Linked DNA regions of Mus musculus: region 2 is linked to region 1. The links are chromatin loops, found by intact Hi-C in ENCODE. Cell type or tissue: heart. All regions are shown on one strand. Each heading gives the region's core, and the rest is flanking DNA. Links, peaks and the distances in the headings are about the cores only.

What was found. A loop is a pair of places that touch in the nucleus more often than their neighbours do. Peaks named below come from ENCODE experiments on the same cell type or tissue, not always from the same donor. Only the 100,000 strongest peaks of a DNase experiment are listed, where the experiment ranks them.
Region 2: a loop joins it to region 1, with 5 times the contacts of the local background. A loop is called at or near these places in 1 of 42 quality-filtered maps.

Annotation. Positions count from the first base shown.
Region 1 is chr3:145,920,386-145,929,641 of GRCm38, forward strand. It overlaps Bcl10 (B cell leukemia/lymphoma 10), which reads left to right and starts at 3,877. Exons shown (of 3, transcript NM_009740.2): 1 at 3,877-4,130. The coding sequence starts at 4,074. In heart, for the core only: no CTCF peak of the experiment used is centred there; DNase peaks (open chromatin) are centred at 3,806 and 4,446; H3K4me3 peaks cover 2,270 bases; H3K27ac peaks cover 2,395 bases.
Region 2 is chr3:145,474,290-145,483,545 of GRCm38, forward strand. It overlaps Col24a1 (collagen, type XXIV, alpha 1), which reads left to right. Exons shown (of 60, transcript NM_027770.3): 40 at 5,542-5,595; 41 at 6,061-6,114; 42 at 6,784-6,840. Among named protein-coding and RNA genes, the nearest start is that of Gm35133, 87 kb to the left of the region's middle. In heart, for the core only: a CTCF peak has its summit at 4,241; DNase peaks (open chromatin) are centred at 2,932 and 4,362.

The DNA.
Region 1 (9,256 bases), core at 1,843-6,842:
AGCAAGAAGGCTCAGAGGGTAAAGGCACTTGCCACCACGCCTGACCTGAGTTTCATCTCCAGACCCCCACATGGTGGATGGACAGAACCAATTTCCACACGTTAGCCTCCAACTTCTACACATGAGCTGTGTCATGTGTGCACACAACACACATACACAATGAAACAAAGAAGAAATGATACCTAAGGCTGTCCTCTGGCTCCCACATGCATGGGCACATACATGCCACATGGAGCCATAGACATACAAAAATGCACATACAAGCGCACATACACATAAAAAAGAAAAGAGTTTGAACATCCTTGTTTCTGGAATGAATCTCCAAGCCATTGGTGTAAATGTCAACTCAAACAGAACTGAAAACACATCAGCTGCCTGTGCTCAACAATCTCTCAAGTCTTAGAACAAGCCAGAAACCAGCTTCAAACCTGCCTTCCTCTTCTACGCAGGTCCCCAGGCTTATGCAGGACTCTGCCCTCTCAAAGCTGTTAGAATGGATCCCTAGTTTCTCACCTCTGCTGGTGTCACTGGCCCCAGTTCAACAGTAGAACCAACTGAGAAGTTTTGAAACTGCCACTTCAAGGGTTAAACGTGGTCAACCCATGACCCAGAAATTCCACTCTTAAGCCTGTACCCAAAAGAAATGAAAGCAAGGGGCTGGAGAGATGGCTCAGTGGTTAAGAGCACTGACTACTCTTCCAGAGGTCCTGAGTTCAGTTCCCAGCAACCACCTCGTGGCTCACAGTGATCTGTAATGGGATCTGATGCCCTCTTCTGGTGTGTCTGAAGACAGCAACAGTGTACTCATATACATTAAACAAATAAATATTTCTTAAGAACCAGCCCCCTGTACACCATCCCCAATTAAGTGTTCTTCTTTATAAGGGTTGCCTTGGTCATGGTGTCTCTTCACAGCAATGAAAACCCTAAGATACCTCCCCCTTCATTTCAAAACAAAAAACAAAACAAACAAACAAAAAAACCCAACAACAACAACAAAAACCAAAACAAAAACCCTCTTCCTTTATTGATTGCTACTAATTGTTCCAAGATCATACAGTCAATGATGTATTAAGATGGACAACATCTCCCCAAAATTCACAACCACTGGTACCTCAGAACATGATCCACTTTGAAAATGCATTCTTGTGTTGTGTCCCTTATCCATGAGGAAACACCCTGAGAAACCTGCTAAGCAATGTCATCACGTCCCAACATCACAGGCTATGATCCCACTGCCTTGTGCTTGTAGCATCTAAATTGAATCTACAGGACATAGGTCGGGTGTCTCACGTTCCAGAGTAGGATATAGGTACACTTGTAAGTTAGATGGAAATGCAGGTTCCTGTTAGCGTTTGGGAATCGGTACTTATTGCAAAGAAAGGACAGGCTTGTTTGCTTGAAGCTATGCCTTTATAGTCTGGCCCTGTGACTTAGCCGAAAGGGAGGGAAATGAGTTTGCCAATGGAGGAATGGTGATACATTAGAAACTCAGGATTGAGATTCACAGGCCATGATCATGCACAAGCTGAAGAAGGCGGATGGCTTGAACCCAGTTCAACATTTGCCTGAAAACATAGACATTATTCCCAAGAAAACAAGAAGGAAGATTGCTTGACATTTTTTTTTTTGTGATGGTAGTGAGTATTCATCACAGTGCCCTATATCTGGGTGGCTGGAGAATGAAATCTTCCAGCTGTTTCTCTGACTCCCATCCTTTCTTCTGCACTCTGGTCTTTTCTTGATAGCAACAGGGAGCCTTTCAAAACAAAGTCAAACGCCCTGGCCTTTCTCACCCAGCCTGCTCTCCTCTCTCTCACTGCTCCCAATCCAGCCAGGCCTCTACCTCCTGGGGTCTAGATTAGAGCAGTAGCTGGCCAGCTTGCAGAACAGTGAAAGCATAGTTTGCATATGTCCCTCTGCTCCTCTGAAGCCTGCAGCGGCTTTCCTTCTGACTCAGAGTAAACCTGTATGACTCTGGGCAAAGTCAGATTAAACTCTGCCCGTAGCAGAGTTCACCTCCCCAGCCACCCAGCCTCTGCATTGCAGGGCTCTCCACTGAGAGCTCTTTTTCCCTTTTTCCCTCTGTCCAACGGCTCCTCCCTCACTTCCTGCACGTGGGAAATGTATCCTTTATCTCCGTGTGGTCTCCATCTCCACCTTTTCCATTTCCCAGCGTCGCTTTCCCTCTTAGTATTTATGAGATTCTAGCATATTAAACACTTTACACACGAAACTTTTCAAATGTCTACCTTTTCCACCCCCAAACAAATACGTGCTTTAATGTAAATTTCACGAAGAAACAGATGTTATTGTTGTTTTTTCTGTTTGTTGGAGCCAGGCTCCTACTATATAGCACAGGTTGTCCCAGTAATTTACTAAGTAGCCCAGAATAACCTTGAACTTTGACAATACTTATGACTGGGTCTATTGTTTTTTATTTTGAGACAGGATATTCTTATCTGCAGGGTTCAAACAAAAAAAAACCTACATATCCAAAATGTGGGGAAAAAATGCAAAAAGGAAAAAACCCTCCTAATGTTTTAAGTAAGTTTATGATTTATTCCTGCTTATAGCTGGGTCAGATGCAAGCAGTTGGTTGGCCAACACAGCTAGCTAGCTTGTGCCACCACACCCTAGCTGGAGGACAGAGGTGTTTGATTTGCTAGAAGAAGATCTGGGTGTAGTTCAGTAGTTGCCATTCAACAGATGGTTGCTACAGGAAAGAGCAAATGATTAAGCAAATTGGGTTATAACAAGACAACGGATGACTAAGGACACAGGAAAACACTCTAGTATACTAGACATCAGCGTAAAAAAAGACCTGGCATAATGTAAACACCAAGATTCCAGAACTCTGATCAAAGCTACAGAGATGTGGCTTTAAGCCTCTACTGGTTCTTTTGTTTTAGATAAAGATTCCTGTTGCCTTTGGTCCTCTTGACATTTCAGTCTACACTTGCAGATTTACTTCATCGACCACATAATCATTTTCTGCCTAGGACTCTATGTGGAGCACCTCATCCACTAGGACACGTTTTGCACGGGCTACGAGTTAAAATATCGTTCTGAAAATAGCCATTTGGCCTCCAATAAACAACTTCCCCATCAGAGCATCCCTAGAATTTACTTACTGAACAGAGATAAAGGATAACAATAAGAGAGTGTAACTGTGTACCAAGTAGCTTCAGAACCTTAAATATACTCCTAGAGGCCCTAGCTTTTTAAATTTGTCTCTACTGCATAGATTAATAAGGAGAAATGCTTCTAATGAATAGAGACTTAAAAGTACCCAAACACTACCTGTGCTGCTAAATTGATGGGATTGCAGGTAATTTTTAAATCTTTTAACAGTTTTTTTTTTTTCTTTGTGTTTTGTCGTTTTGTTTTCTGCTCTCAAGATCTCCTTGCTCCTGTCTCCCTAGTTCTAGGTGGTAAATGGCAGTGGCCCCCCAGAGCAGGCCCTCAAACGGAAGTTATGTGTGCGTGTATACATATACGTATGATCACGCAACTGTAAAACCTGGCTCAGCACAACAGGAAATTGTTCCGCAACATCTGGAAAAGAGAAGCAAACCAAAATGCTCTGGCCGACTCAGCCCACACTCCACCCAAACGAGGAGTCTGCGAAGGCGGGGAGATCCCGCTAAACTGAGCGGCCAGTGCTCCGCCCACGGAAACAAATCCTTCAGGCGTCCAATCCGCAAGCCTATGTAAATGACAAGGGGGCGTGGTTAGAGGGACGCCCGCTGTGGGCGGAGCCACTGCGGAAGCAGAGACGTAACCGAGGGTAGTACTGATTGGCTGGCACGTAGGTGGGTGGGGCCTGCAGGCAGACCCGCCTCGCCGAAGGGTGGTGCCTGAGTTAGGAAGAACGCTGAGCGCGGCACCGCTGGCCCCAGGGGCGGAGCCGGAAGTGGGGCGTTGAGGTCTCCACCTCCTCGTCCGTGAGCCGGCCGTTCCCCCGCTTCTGTTCCTAGTCCCCCCGAAGTCACAGCCTGATTCCCGGAGGCCCGAGCCCTTAGTCTGGGCGGGGTGGCGCGGGCCGGAAGGACGCCATCCCGGCCTGGGCCATGGAGGCTCCCGCACCGTCCCTCACGGAGGAGGATTTGACTGAAGTGAAGAAGGACGTGAGTAGCTCCGCCGGGCTGGGCGCAGCGGGGCGCAGCGGGGCGGGCGGGCGGAGGAAAGCGGAAACCCGGAGCTGAGCGACGGGGAACTTCAGGTCGGAAGAGCGCGGGGTCCTGGCACAGCACGACCTGCCTGCTTCCCGGGAGCTGGCTGGAGACGATCCACCAGCGACCCGGGAGTCCGCGGTTAAGCCTGTCGGTGGGCTTGGATGTTTCCTTGCCATCCGCTCGTCGCTGGTGGCTTTCCATCCTGCCGATCCCCCATCCCACGCCACCGCCGCGGGAGCTGCTAGCCTAGGGAGCCGCCGGAGTGTGCCCACAGCGGGCTTTGGACCAGGCATCCCCGGGCGTAGAGCAGATGGGTGAAACTGGTCTCTATCGGGGGCTGCGGAAAGCTCGCCAGCTGAACGCACGCCCTGGAATTCCCCGAGTAATCAGACGCCCACGTATTTAAATGAAGGGGGTGTGCGTACTTCTCGCTGAGACTTGGTTCCCAGGTAAACGTTGAAAATACTCCCGACTAAATTGGACTCTTCTGCTTAGACCATGTAGAACTTCACAGACACAGTAATATTTGAGGAAATGGCTTTAACCACAACGTGCTTCGTTTTTTTTTTCCTTCCTTTTAACTTCTTTTGCCAGAAAAAAAAAAAAAATCAAATGAGCACAACTTAGATAATATACATGAATTCACATTAAAAACCGGTAACTCGTTCTTACTTAGCACCAAAATGCTGCCGAAAAATCGTCTTTACGAACTTAACCTCAAGTTGTTGAAGATGTATGTGTGCTTCAGACCCCTTTTTCTACCATACTTACCCCTTGTAAAGTTTATTGCGCTGTGCCCATAATTACAACTGATAGAGCTAAGTACCAGGAGGGAAAGGTACGGCCAGGATAACTGCCATAGTTTCCGTGTTCAGTGGAGTTGGTAGGGCACCTGCTGTATGGAAAGCTACACATTCTACTTGAAACAAGGTCTTTGATACCCACTATAGTCCTTAAGAGGACAGTAAACCCTAAGTGTAAAGTCTGGGAGCTCTGTTCCCATGTTCCACAGTTTTGAATTTTCTCACAATCATTAAAGTACCTATAAGGAGAGAATTGCTTTTCATTTTATAGCTGGCAAAACAAGACAAGACCTGTCTGTAGATAGGGGAGGAGAGTGCTGCAGGCCTTTGTTTCTGCTCCGGGGTTCATTGACGTCATCCATCCTGACAGTTGCACGTTAGACCTGTGTCAGATGTCCATAACCTTAGAGAGACTACAGAGAAGCGTCAGGGTGTCTATAAAAATAGTGTTCCTTAGATATTCACCCTATTATTTTTGAAACTGCTTATGACAAGCTTAAACATTCATCCGCATTATTTGAATCTCCTTTTTTTCTCAACTCCAGGACTTTATTTCCAAGTCTACCAGAACTCAAACTATAATTTCATACATTTGGCTGTTGTTTTGTTTCTCTGTAATTCTGACTGTCCTGGCACTCACCTGTAGAACTAGCTGGCCTCAACTCCCTTCCTCTGCCTCCCAAGTGTTGGGATTAAGGCATGAGCCACCACTGCCTGCTATGTTCTTATGTTTTCAAAACTTGAACTTTTCATTATCCTTCCCCCAAAACTGCTTGGTGTCCCTTCTGTATTATCTGTCTTGATAAATGGTGGGAAGTTGTTTACATGAGGCTGTCTGTCTGTCTCAGGGTTTGCTTTCTGTGGCTTCTGTTGCCTGTGGGTCAGCTATGGTCCAAAAATATTTAATTATTTAATGGGAATTTGATACGGTTATAGTGATACAAATTGAGCACTCTTCTAAGTACCGTGACAAAATCTTGTGCCATCTCACTGCATCTAGCCAGGGACACGAGTCTCACCTTTTCCCCAGTGTGTGTGTTACCTGCCTGATATCCTCTTAGTAGTGAGCTGTCTTGGATATTAGATTAGTTTTTATGGTGGAAAGCTTGATATGGGGTTGGTACCATGAGGTTTTGCACATCCATAGAGAGTCTTGGTCCATGTCCTCCCATGTTAGTGGGGAGCACAGGCCTACTGCTGGTCCCCAGGGCTGTACATCTTCAGCGCTGCTCCTGTTTTCATCTGTTTATTTAACACACCCTCATCTTGTTAGAACTTGTTTCCTTTTAACAAATAGAGGTAACTTTATACTCTGAAGTTGATAATGTAATACTAACAGTTAAATTAAGGACTAAGGAACTAGAGAGATAGCTCAGCAGTTAAGAGCGCTGACTGTTCTAACAGAGGTCCTGAGTTCGATTCCCAGCAACCACACGGTGGCTCACAACCATCTGAAATAGGATCCAATGCCCTCTTCTGATGTGTCTGAAGAGAGAGCAACAGTGTACTCACATACATAATATAAATAATCTTTAAAAAAAAGAACTAAGACAAAATTCTGTTTTTTACAATAGCTCAATTTCTTGATTGAAGAAAAGTAACCATGAACTGATAACTTTAAACATTATAATAAAGTTTCCATCCATCCAAAGCACTGCACTCTGAAATGCAGAGCACACAGCGGTGGACAGAATGTTTGGGGGTTGCCTCCTTCAAACATGTAGGCCATTAAAGGTGAAAAGTATGCATATCGTTTATACACCTGGGCACTGGGAAATTTGCTCAGTGCTATGAAGACAACACCAGGGCATCATACTTGCAATAGGATGGTTAGATGTGCTTGGTTTTGATCTAAGGTTATAACAGAGCTGGGGAAGCGCATTTGAGACAGAATTTGACAAGGACCTAAGTCAGGACCTTTGTAAGTTCAGAATATTGAAGGATGGCAGATGGTAACAAAATGAAATTAGGGATGTGGGCTAAGCAAACTCTTGAAGGTCTTAACACTTTTTTCTCTTAGGAGTCATACTAACGAATTAATAGGGTTTTGTCTGACTTTTAAAGATCTGCCTGCCTTTTCTGTAGACCAGGAAGATGAGGAAAAGTGGGAAAGGGCATGGAAGGACTTGGATACACTGAAAGGCAGTGATGATATGGATCAAAGTGAAGGCCGTAGACATGGATGGAACACAAGCTCGGGGTGCATGCTAAGAACGTGGACAGGATGGGAGTTGAAGGAAGAGTAAGAATGAAGATCAGAAGAGATTTCTGCACTAGAAATACAAGCATTCTGTTGAAAAGATGAGAACCAGCTCCAAGCTCTCGAGCTGCAGCCCTCATCATCTGAGAACGGGATGGGAAGCACAGAGAGAAGTTTCATAGAGATCAGAAACAATCAGGACAGTGCCCTGTATGCTCAGCAAGGAGAACGTGTCTGGAGGAAGGAGTGATCAGCTGTGACCCTGCTCTCAGAAGCCAAATATGATGAAGGTGGGAAGGACCCGTCAGTAGAGGAGGTCCTCGGTGACTTGGGGGAGAGCGTGGGACACAGTGGAAACGCCTGGGGATGAAGTGGGGAATGTGATGAACAATGGAAGAGGCTGGGGCTGCGAGACAGGCGTGGCCAGCTCATCCTGGATGTTAAAGTACGGCTTCCCAGCGATGACCAGCAACCTCAAGCTTCAAAGATGAAGGGAGCTCAGGGTATGAGAAGGAAAACTCAGGCACATAGCAGCATGAAACAGTGCTAGTCCTCGATTGTAAGTGGAGCAGAAGTCCTGCCATAGGGTACTGCTGAATCAAGCTGGAGAGGTGGCCTGCTGTGGGCTTGCCTGCCATGAGCTTGCCTGCTGTGGCCCAGTAGTCACTAGTCATTGGGCCTCCACTGTAGAAGGAACTGGGCTGAGCCTTCATGCACACTATCCCAATTAGTCTTCCTAGATGGGTTTAATTCTTTATCCTTATTTTGCCAAGATCCTGAAGGCCCAGTGGTACCAGTTTGTACCAGTTCTCACAGAATGTTACAGATTCAGGGTTAGCAGAAGTTTGACTCATTGCACAGCCATGCTGTTCTTAAGGACTTTTTAGATTTTTTTTTTTTAAATATTGGTATTTTGACTGCATGAGTGTATATATACCATGTGTGTTCCTGGTGTCTACAAAGGTCAGAAGATGGTGTCAGGTCCTCTGGAACTAGAGTTGTGGAGTATTGTGAGCCATCATGTGGGTACTTGGAAGCAAACTCATATAGTCTGCAAGAACAAGTGCTCATACCCACTGAGCTATCTCTCTAGCCCAGTGCTCTCAACTACTGTGCTGTGTTCAGGACTATCCAATAAATCATGAGCAGACACTGTGTTGGTATAATTTATGTAATGGTTCAGATTTCTATTTTCTCTTGAAAATTGTAAAATCTAATAGATGCATGAAAGATTTGAGAAAGAGGAGGGGATTACAAAATGCTATTTTTCTGTTAGCAGTCCATGCAGGCTTTACGGACCATGCATGCCCAGAGTGGTGCTGAAGTCACGGTGACTGGTCTTCTGATAACTTACATGGTCTTCCGATGACAGCCCGTGTGTGCTGTCTATTGCCCGGCTAAACCAGGAGCCCTCTGTATGCAGTATTAAAACCTTGTTCATCTTTTCATATTCACACTAGAAATTTATACATACGAAGTTTACTGTATAAATAAATAAATGTGTGTGGAAATCCAGTAGACAAAAACCTGTCAGACGCTGAGCGGTACTTGGAAGGTACTGAGCGTACGCCTTTAATCCCAGCACTCCGGAGGCAGAGGCAGGTGGATTTCTGAGTTCGAGGCCAGCCTGGTCTACAGCCTGAGTTCCAGGACAGCCAGGGCTACACAGAGAAACCCTGTCTCAAAAAAACAAAAAAACCTGTCAGACGCCTTCACAGGGACAGCTTTGCAGGCATTGTTACTAAGGTGGCTCTACTGAAGCTCCCACCGCCTTTACCTCATCGCTATGAATGTGAGTCTGGTTAACCACCATCATTGCCCTAACGGGATCAGTCACGGCGCACCGTGCCGTTTCTAAACACTCTGCGCATGTTAATAATCCCTCTCAACTATCACATGAAGATGCAAACACAGTTAATTTGCCTCAAATCCCATGTCTAGTAAATACAGGCACGAATATGCAATGACTGGCATCAGATTGTCACCACTTATTGAGACAAACGTGGACCTGATTTAAACAGCACACAGTGCATGCCTGAGAATTAATTACATGGTACTTCACTAATATGTACACT
Region 2 (9,256 bases), core at 1,380-6,379, 450 kb before region 1:
TTTTCAGCACTGACTCACTGGGGATGGAAAAGAACCGTGCATGCTCTCAGAGAGTCATCTTGATTGACTTTACAGAGGACACAAAGGTTCCACTGAACATAATCCTTCTCTGTGGGATGGCGGGAATTGCAAGCATTCCACAGTCTTAAACAGCTTAGTGGGTTTTAGACGCGAAGAAGGAAAGAGAAAATTGAAAATGGAAATAAAATATGAAATGAAGTTTTTTAAAAATCTGATTTTAACTCCAAAGTTCAGTAGGAAAGTTTATACACTGAGTACCTCAAATCAGGATTTAATATCTGTCTGAAGCTGTTGTCATGTTGGCAAATTGCTTTGAAAATTAAGTGAACTTGAGATGTGTTTCCATCCACCTCTTGGACCTGTCCTGCTTGAATGGGAGATTATCTTCCTAAACAGTTGGGGCAAATCACCCCAGCATCTATTAATAGCTCATCTTTTGTGTGAACTTTGCCTGACATGGAGAGCTGAAGTGTGATGCTTCTGAGCCTGTGACAGCAAACTCTTATTGCTGGTTTGTGATGAACCATTCAGAAAATCATAGCGTGAAAGGAAGACATTTGAAAGAGAATCTTCTATTCATGAATGTATTTATAACATGTGGGTGCATTAATCTCTTCTCCTTTTACATAGCCAATGCCAGGCCTGTCACCAAGGCCTTCGAGAGCCCGGGTCCTTTTGCTTTCTCAAGAAAATTTGCCCTTATTTACTGACACCTGAACATTCAGGCCTTAGGTCATTTTCTTTTCTTTTCTTTTCTTTTCTTTTCTTTTCTTTTCTTTTCTTTTCTTTTCTTTTCTTTTCTTTTCTTTTCTCTTCTCTTCTCTTCTCTTCTCTTCTCTTCTCTTTCTTTCTTTCTTTCTTTCTTTCTTTCTTTCTTTCTTTCTTTCTTTCTTTCTTTTTTTTTCGATCTCTGTATAGCCCTGGCTGTCCTGGAACTCACTCTGTAGACCAGACTGGCCTCGAACTCAGAAATCTGCCTGCCTCTGCCTCCCAAGTGCTGGGATTAAAAGCGTGTGCCACCACTGCCCGGTCTTAAGTCAGTTTCTGTTAATATTTCTCTGGTTTTGCCTGTGTTTTAAAAACATTAAATAATGTGGTTAATATTAATAAACATCAGAATTAATGCAGCCCTAAATATTGCCCTTAATGTAAGCTTCTACTTTGGAACTTTTTCTGTAAATGTATTCACCTTTAAACATTTTTAAATATATATTTTTAATTAAAATATAATTATGACCCTTTCTCTCCTCTCATCTCTTTCCTTCCTGTGTCCCCTCCCTTGAGCCTCTCTCATGACCCCTCCCTCTCAAATTTATGGGTTCCTTTTCCTTGATTACTATTGTTATATGTGTCTAAAGATGCACAAATCACACAGCCTGTGTGGTCCATTTTGTGAAGCTACAATTCCACTGTTCACATTTCATATTAATTCATTTAGTGTTTGATAATCTGATAAATGATAATATATATATATGTAATTTTTACCATCATATTTAAAATTTCCTTGTTATAACTATTTAATATATATTTCTCCTGAAAGTTTCCTGTCAATAAATATACATGTGTGGATAGGGATAGACACATGTACACACGTACATACTACATGTTTCCATCTGGTGGCTATTTTTTCTTCCTGATTTGCAATCGTTACTCATAAGCATGAAGTGTTGATATAATTTGTCAAACATGTTACAGAATAAATTACAAACAACTCCTTTTCTGTCAATTATCTATTAATTTTGTGTCTTTTGCTAAGCAGAACATTCCAATTTTAATAGTCAAAGTTTTCAATATTTTCCTTTACATTTTCTAGATTTTATTTATTCCCTTGAAATTCTATTCCCACATAAAGTATGCAAAATTTCCTTCCATATTCTCATTCTAATACATTTATAACATTGTTTTTAATTCTTTAAACCATATAGAGGTTTTTTTTTTTTCATAGTTATGGGAAAGAGTGTTTGTCTTCCCTCCACTGAATGTTTTCTTAATTCTGTTTTTGAACACGCAATGTATTTTCTTCCACTTTCGTATAAGGCTGCATTATATTCAGTGGTTTCTCCAGCCAGTCTGTCTCCGGTCCTCAGCTCTGTTCTGTCTATCATGCCGGCTCGTCCTCTGGGATCTGTTAGAGTAGACACCGCGTGCTCCCTTCTCAGAAAAGCCTGGCTCTTACGCGTACCTTATGTGTGAACTGTAGAATCAGCCCTTCAGTTTCCATTAGTATCTGACCTTTCTACAAAGAAATACAAGACATCTTTCAGCTTACTCACTGCTCACATAGCTCTGATTAGGACTATTCCATATTTTCTCTAACTTCTTTTGTATGAGGTGTATTCTGGTTTTCAATAAATTTTATTCAGATTAATATAATCCCCTTTTCAGCCTATTAGTGCTGTGTAAGAAATCTATTTATTTCCATATTTTGAGCATACATTCAATTAATAAACTCCAGATGAAGAGAGATACTGTCTTTCCAGTTCACTCATCTGACCTATTCCACTGACTGGAACTCAGAGAGCTGCAATGGGAGTCACGTGACCTGTCCCTGAACACTCCAGAGATCTCAGGGTCAAGTATTATTTTCAAAATACACTTTCGTCTTTCAGAGAAACTTCTTTCTTTCTTTGGTAGTTTCAACTAGGAGCTCTAAAGTTTTACTAAATTCTGCTACATTTGCTTGGGTCAAAGTTTCCGTTATGACACATTCCAGTCTATTATCCATTTTGAGTTTATTTGTGAACAGCGGAAAGATATAGAATTAATTTACTTCCGTTCTTCTGCGTGTGGATACCGAGTTCCCCCGCCCTGTTGTTTCTCTCTCGTGCTTTTCCTCGATTTACTCTGTTCTCGTGCCCATTTCTCCTCCTCTGGCTTCTTGTTAACACACTTGCTTTAAAAAGTCACCATGCCACATTTACACGAACAGAGTCCCATCTCTTCTGGTTCTTTGCCTTTCGGGAGTGAAGCTGGGATGCTCACGTGATTTTCCAGAGTGAAGCTGGGATGCTCATGTGATTTTCTTTTTTTAACTACATCTTAATGACAGCTTATTATCAGATCATTGTATCTATGAAAGTTGCTTGCTGCTTCCTTTTGTTTTTAAAACAAAATCCCAAACGTTTGATTTACCAAATGAAGACTTGGCAGCCTGCTAGCTCAGAGAGGTGGAGAAAGCACCCGCTGACCTTCCTGCTCCACTGATGTCCCAGTCACTCTTCTTCACACAGTCTTAAACACCCTCAACCCAAAGACCCTCCTTCCTCTTTCCTGGGTTTTCTTAGGTTCACACCCTGCCAACTGGTGCCTTGCTCTGCTTCTTGACTTTATTTAGCTCTTGTTTACAGAAAGCTCTCTGGGTTAAAGTTGTGTGTTAATGGCTGAGCCACACCACAATTCCCGTTCACAGTCTCGGGGTTCACAATGTGATCAAAATCTTGCAACGTCTCCCTCTAAGCATAAGTTGTTATCATGTAAGAAAGCTCACATAAGGTTAAAGAAACACACAAAAGACAGACTGGAAAAAAAAATGTAACTGAGTGACACATCTATCCCAAAAGATGTGCAAACCACAGCAAGAAACACACACAAAGTATTAAAGACCAAGCTTCCTGGGCAACTCCAAAGCCTTGGAGCCCTTCAAAAACTTAACCCAAAAATAATAAAATAGCTGAAGTCCCAGAGAAAAGTTAGAACCTTCTACAAACATCTGATGGCCACAGGGAGGCCCCTTTTTTCTTTATTTAGTAAATACATTTTAATCTACCTTTCTCTGACTGGCACTGGCTATATTTCTCTTTATTTTTTATGTTGGTATTTCCCCAGCATTCACTTGTAATTACTGATTTTGTTTTCTTCTCAGGAAAAGTTATGCTAAAGAATGTAAAATTTAAGTAGATTCCCTTTTTTGTCTTTTGCTCTTTTCTTGTGTCTCATCCTATTCCAAGAATCTGTGATTCCTGTTTTGAAAAACTTTGTTAAAATTTTTGTTTGAGACCATTTTGCACTGAACATTTGTAGTCATGTGTTTTCTATAGGTGTATGAGCACAAGATTCCACATATCCCTATTATATTATATTCTGAAATCCTTGGCACTCTCTTCTTATTTTCCCACCGATTTCTAAAGGAAGCTGTTACGTCCTCTCCTCTCTCCAAGCTCAACTTTTTGTCACCCCGTGTCTAACAGATACATTAAGATTTGTGGTCCCTATTTTCATTACCCCTCACACATTGTCTCCTAGTGGCAGCTCCCAGGTATCCGTCTTGGTGCTAGCAGCAGTCTTAAGTTCTGCATGCCTTTCTGGACACACAAGGCTGCCTCATTTAACCTCTGAGGAAATGCTGCGGCCGTTCAGTACCCAGAACAAGCAAGGAAACAGGAAGAGCTTCCAGCTCCTTTCCCAAATTAGTCAAGCTGGCCCCACCCTGCTCTTTCAATCTCTGTGTTTTAGAGTTTGAAATTTGCACATCAAAAAAATTTTTCTCCTTTGCATATGTTCAGACATAACTTTTGGCTCAAGTCACAAAATTTTGGTCCAGAAATTATGTATAAAAGGCCCTGTAATATATCATGTCTGAATTCTCATTTAAGTTGGCTTTACATGGTTCTTTCTTAAGCTGAAACATGTTTCTGTCCAAATTTTTCAAATTTTCTAATTTATGGTTAATAGTTGTAACATGAACTTTTTAAGAAATATAGCAAAATATGCATTCTGTGTGAGATATATTGAAGCAACTTGATCAAATGTAACTCAATACACAGATTCTCACACCTGCTTAGTATAATACATGGCAAATCACATACCTATTCTATGCCTTTATTTCCTTACTTCCTTTGTCTTGAGACGCAAACAGAAGAAACCACTGTGCAAACTCTTTGATAATATAAAAAATAAGGCATTGTTATCATCATTACATTAGCCAATTTTCAGCTGTCTGGGTGATATCTTTGATACAGTAAGAGTGTTTGCTAATCAGTCTTTAATTTGTATAGCTTGGTCATCTGTAAAATACTGATAACAATAATCTTATTGTGATCATGATACATGCATTTCCAGTATTTCTATTCCATCAACTTTGACCTGAATTTAAAATCATACTCCAGAAAGCATCTGGAATCACCTCTGAGAACAGAGCTGTTCTGAATCCTGGAGTCACAGTATCAAATACTATCAGGTTCCACTTTCTGATATTCAGTGAGCACAAACTTTGACAGTCAAAACCTGCATTTCTAAGAGCTATTTAGGGGCCAGCAGTATTCTAATAAGTGAATGTGGTTTTATTATTATTATTATTGAGTATGGATATACCAGAAATGAACTAGTAACATGGTTTGTGGGACTTTTTGGTCTTGGAGAAACACGGACAAAAATTGGGGGTGTCATTTTTCTGTTTTCCTGATTTACTGGGTAGAATTTCAAACCATGAAAATCTAAAGGTAAAGGTTTGAATAATAGGCGTAGATGTTTAATGATTCACACAATTGTCTATTTTCTCTAATATTTATTTTGATTTTTTAGGGTCCATTAGGATTGATGGGACCTGAAGGCGAACCAGGAATCCCAGGATACAGAGTAAACATTTCTGATTTTAAATAAATAATTATTCACAGACAGGAAGGCATTTTTAGCTCATATTATATCCCAAATATGCAAACTAAGATTCACTGTTCATTTATTAAAATTTTATTATAAATAACATGAGAATGAAAAAATATGCAATGAAATTAGACAACAAAGTCTCAATAAATGTCTGTATAATTAATTATAATAGAAATTGTAGAGCTTCATATATATCCACCACCAAAAAGATAAAGTTCTAATAAACTTGAGAAAATAAAGTAAAATAAACACTGTTATTTAAAAATGTTTCTTTTCCTTGATAAAGTATTATGATATTTTGGTTCTCAACCTTCTGTAAAGTGTGTCTTGTATTTCTTCTCAGAAAACTGCAATGAGTAACAGCACGGGGACGGTAGCAACAGCTAGCACATCTGCTTGGTCTGGGGACTTGCTCTTTACTTGTTGCTATTCTTATAGGGTCATCAAGGTCAACCAGGACCCTCTGGATTGCCAGGACCTAAAGGAGAAAAGGTGGGTGTGCGTGTGTGTGTGTGTGTGTGTGTGTGTGTGTGTGTGTGTGTGTGTGTCGGCCTTTTACTTCCAAAGTTATGTATGAAACCTATGATTTCTTTCTAAATGAATGCATGAAAATACTGTTAAGAGATAGAAGGGCCACTTTTCAAGTTAGAAAATTTGCAGATTCTAGGAGGATATAAATACCAAGGAACTAAAACTCAAAAATATTAAATATATTAAATATTTTCCATGGATTAATTGGAGATTAAGGTGAAACAGTATATGTAAAGGTACTTTGTGATACACAGTTTCATAAGAGCAAAATTATTTATTGAAAGGGGATATGATGTGCTGGACAACATTGCCATAAGCACACAAATATTAACTTAGAGTTTAATTTCCTAACGAATTAGTAATAACTACAGCATGGCTCGGTTTGTAATCTAATTGAAAGTATACATGTCGAGAAAATTTATGATTAATTTTGTGTAATCAAAACAGGTTAGCATGTCCAATAAAAGATTCTATACATAATAGAAGCCTATATAAAATATGATACACATAATTCGTAGCTACAAAGTTTTCACTTAAATACAGCCAAAAAACACATTAGAAAGTAACAAGAGTATTTTAAATGTACTTTCTGAACTAAGTTGTGTTAATAAATTTCTATATTTGTTTTAGGGCTACCCAGGAGAAGATAGCACAGTTCTGGGACCTCCTGGGCCTCCAGGTGAACCAGTATGTCTTTTCTAAAATTATTTTGGTTCCTAAGATGAAATCAGTCAGGAGCTTTTGATGTCTGCCGGTCATGTCTGTTCAGAGTTCTGTTTGGTTAGTCTTATCACTGGACCTTACAGTAAATCAGTATTTATCTCTATACCATGTACATAATATAAAAATCTCAGATATGAAAAAGTGCAGGAGTCACACTCCTCCACCAAGATGTATATCTAGGAAAATTAACTCTGAATCGAACTTTCAATATGGAATACAAAACATAGTCCTAAAATACTAGTCCAAAACTAATACACCAATAATTTAGTTTTTTAGGGCAAATATTTCTTTAATTATAAAGATGAGATTTGTTCCTGAAGTATTTTTATTTTTATATATTTTTATTAGATATTGTTTTCATTTACATTTCAAATGCTATTCCCAAAGCCCCCTATACCTTCCCCTTGCCCTGCTCCCCAACCCACCCACTCCCGCTTCCTGGCCCTGGCAGTCCCCTGTACTGGAGCCTATGATCTTCCCAAAACCAAGGGCCTCTCCTCCCATTGATGACCCACTAGGCCATCCTCTGCTACATATGCAACTGGAGACACACCTCTGGGGGCTACTGGTTAGTTCATATTGTTGTTCCTCCTATAGGGTTGCAGACCCCTTTAGTGCCTTGAGTACTTTCTCTAGCTCTTTCATTATGGGCCCTGTAATCCATCCAATAGATGACTGTGGGCATCCACTTCTGTATTTTCCAGGCATTGGCATAGACTCACATGAGAGAGCTATGGCAGGGTCCTGTCAGCCAAATCTTTCTGGCATATGCAATAGTGTCTGGGTTTGGTGGTTGTATATGGGATGGATCCCCTGGTGGGGCAGTCTTTGGATGGTCTTTCCTTCCGTCTTAGCTCCAAACTTTGTCTCTGTAACTCCTTCCATGGGTACTTTGTTCCCCAAACTAAGAAGGAACGAAGTATCCACATTTTGGTCTTCCTTCTTGTTGAGTTTCATGTGGTTTGCAAATTGTATCTTGGGTATTCTAAGTTTCTGGGCTAATATCCACTTATCAGTGAGTGCATATCATGTGAGTTCTTTTGTGATTGGGTTACCTCACTCAGGATGATATCCTCCAGTTGCATCCATTTGCCTAAGAATTTCATGAATTCATTGTTTTTAATTGCTTAGTAGTAGTCCATTATGTACATGTACCTCATTTTCTGTATCCATTCCTCTGTTGAGGGGCATCTGGGTTCTTTCCAGCTTCTGGCTATTATAAATAAGGCTGCTATGAACATAGTGGAGCATGTGTCCTTATTACCAGTCGGAATATCTTCTGGGTATATGCCCAGGAAAGGAATTGCTGGATCTTCCAGTAGTACTATGTCCAATTTTCTGAGGAACCACCAGACTGATTTCCAGAGTGGTTGTACAAGCTTGCAATCCCACCAACAATGGAGGAGTGTTCCTCTTTCTCCACATCCTTGCCAGCATCTGCTGTCACCTGAATTTTTTATCTTAGCCATTCTGACTGGTGTGAGGTGGAATGTCAGGGTTGTTTGATTTGCATTTCCCTGATGATTAAGGATGTTGAACATTTTTTCAGGTGCTTCTCAGCCATTCGGTATTCCTCAGTTGAGAATTCTTTGTTTAGCTCTGTACCCCATTTTTTAATAGGCTTATTTGATTTTCTAGAGTCCATCTTCTTGAGTTCTTTATATATATTGGATATTAGTTCCCTATCTGATTTAGGATTGGTAAAGATCCTTTCCCAATCTGTTGGTGGCCTTTTTGTCTTATTGACGATGTCCTTTGCCTTACAGAAGCTTTGCAATTTTATGAGGTCCCATTTGTCAATTCTTGATCTTACAGCACAAGCCATTGCTGTTCTGTTCAGGAATTTTTCCCCTGTGCACATATCTGAAGTATTTTTATAAAAACCTAATCCATACGTGTTTATTAGAATTTACTGACAGTTGACAAATAGTTTGCCAGCTTTTACTGGTTAGTCATTACAGCTTTTCAAGACCATGGGCCTGTGAGCCTTCAAATCCAACATTTTAAAGACAAACTGTCATCACTGGTTTTGAGACAGGGCCAATTGTACGATGTTTAAGGCTAAAGGGAGATGTGAAAGACACATATATATACATTTAAGTGGGTGGATAACGCTTAGTTCACAGAAATAAGCATATTGGTTGTATTTTCCATTTTTTCATGTAGTATCATTCAAAATAAGGATGCCAGAGGCATGACATCATAATATACAGTCCCAGTGTTTTGATCTGGATCTGTAGCTACTGTTGTCATTGATATTTTACTGTAGGAAAGAATATGGAAAATTCTGGAATGTTTCAAGGCAATCTCTCTGTATGAGTGTTTAAGTGTCCTTGTGAAATATATTCTAGTCTATCCTCTTTGGGGGGTCAATGACCCT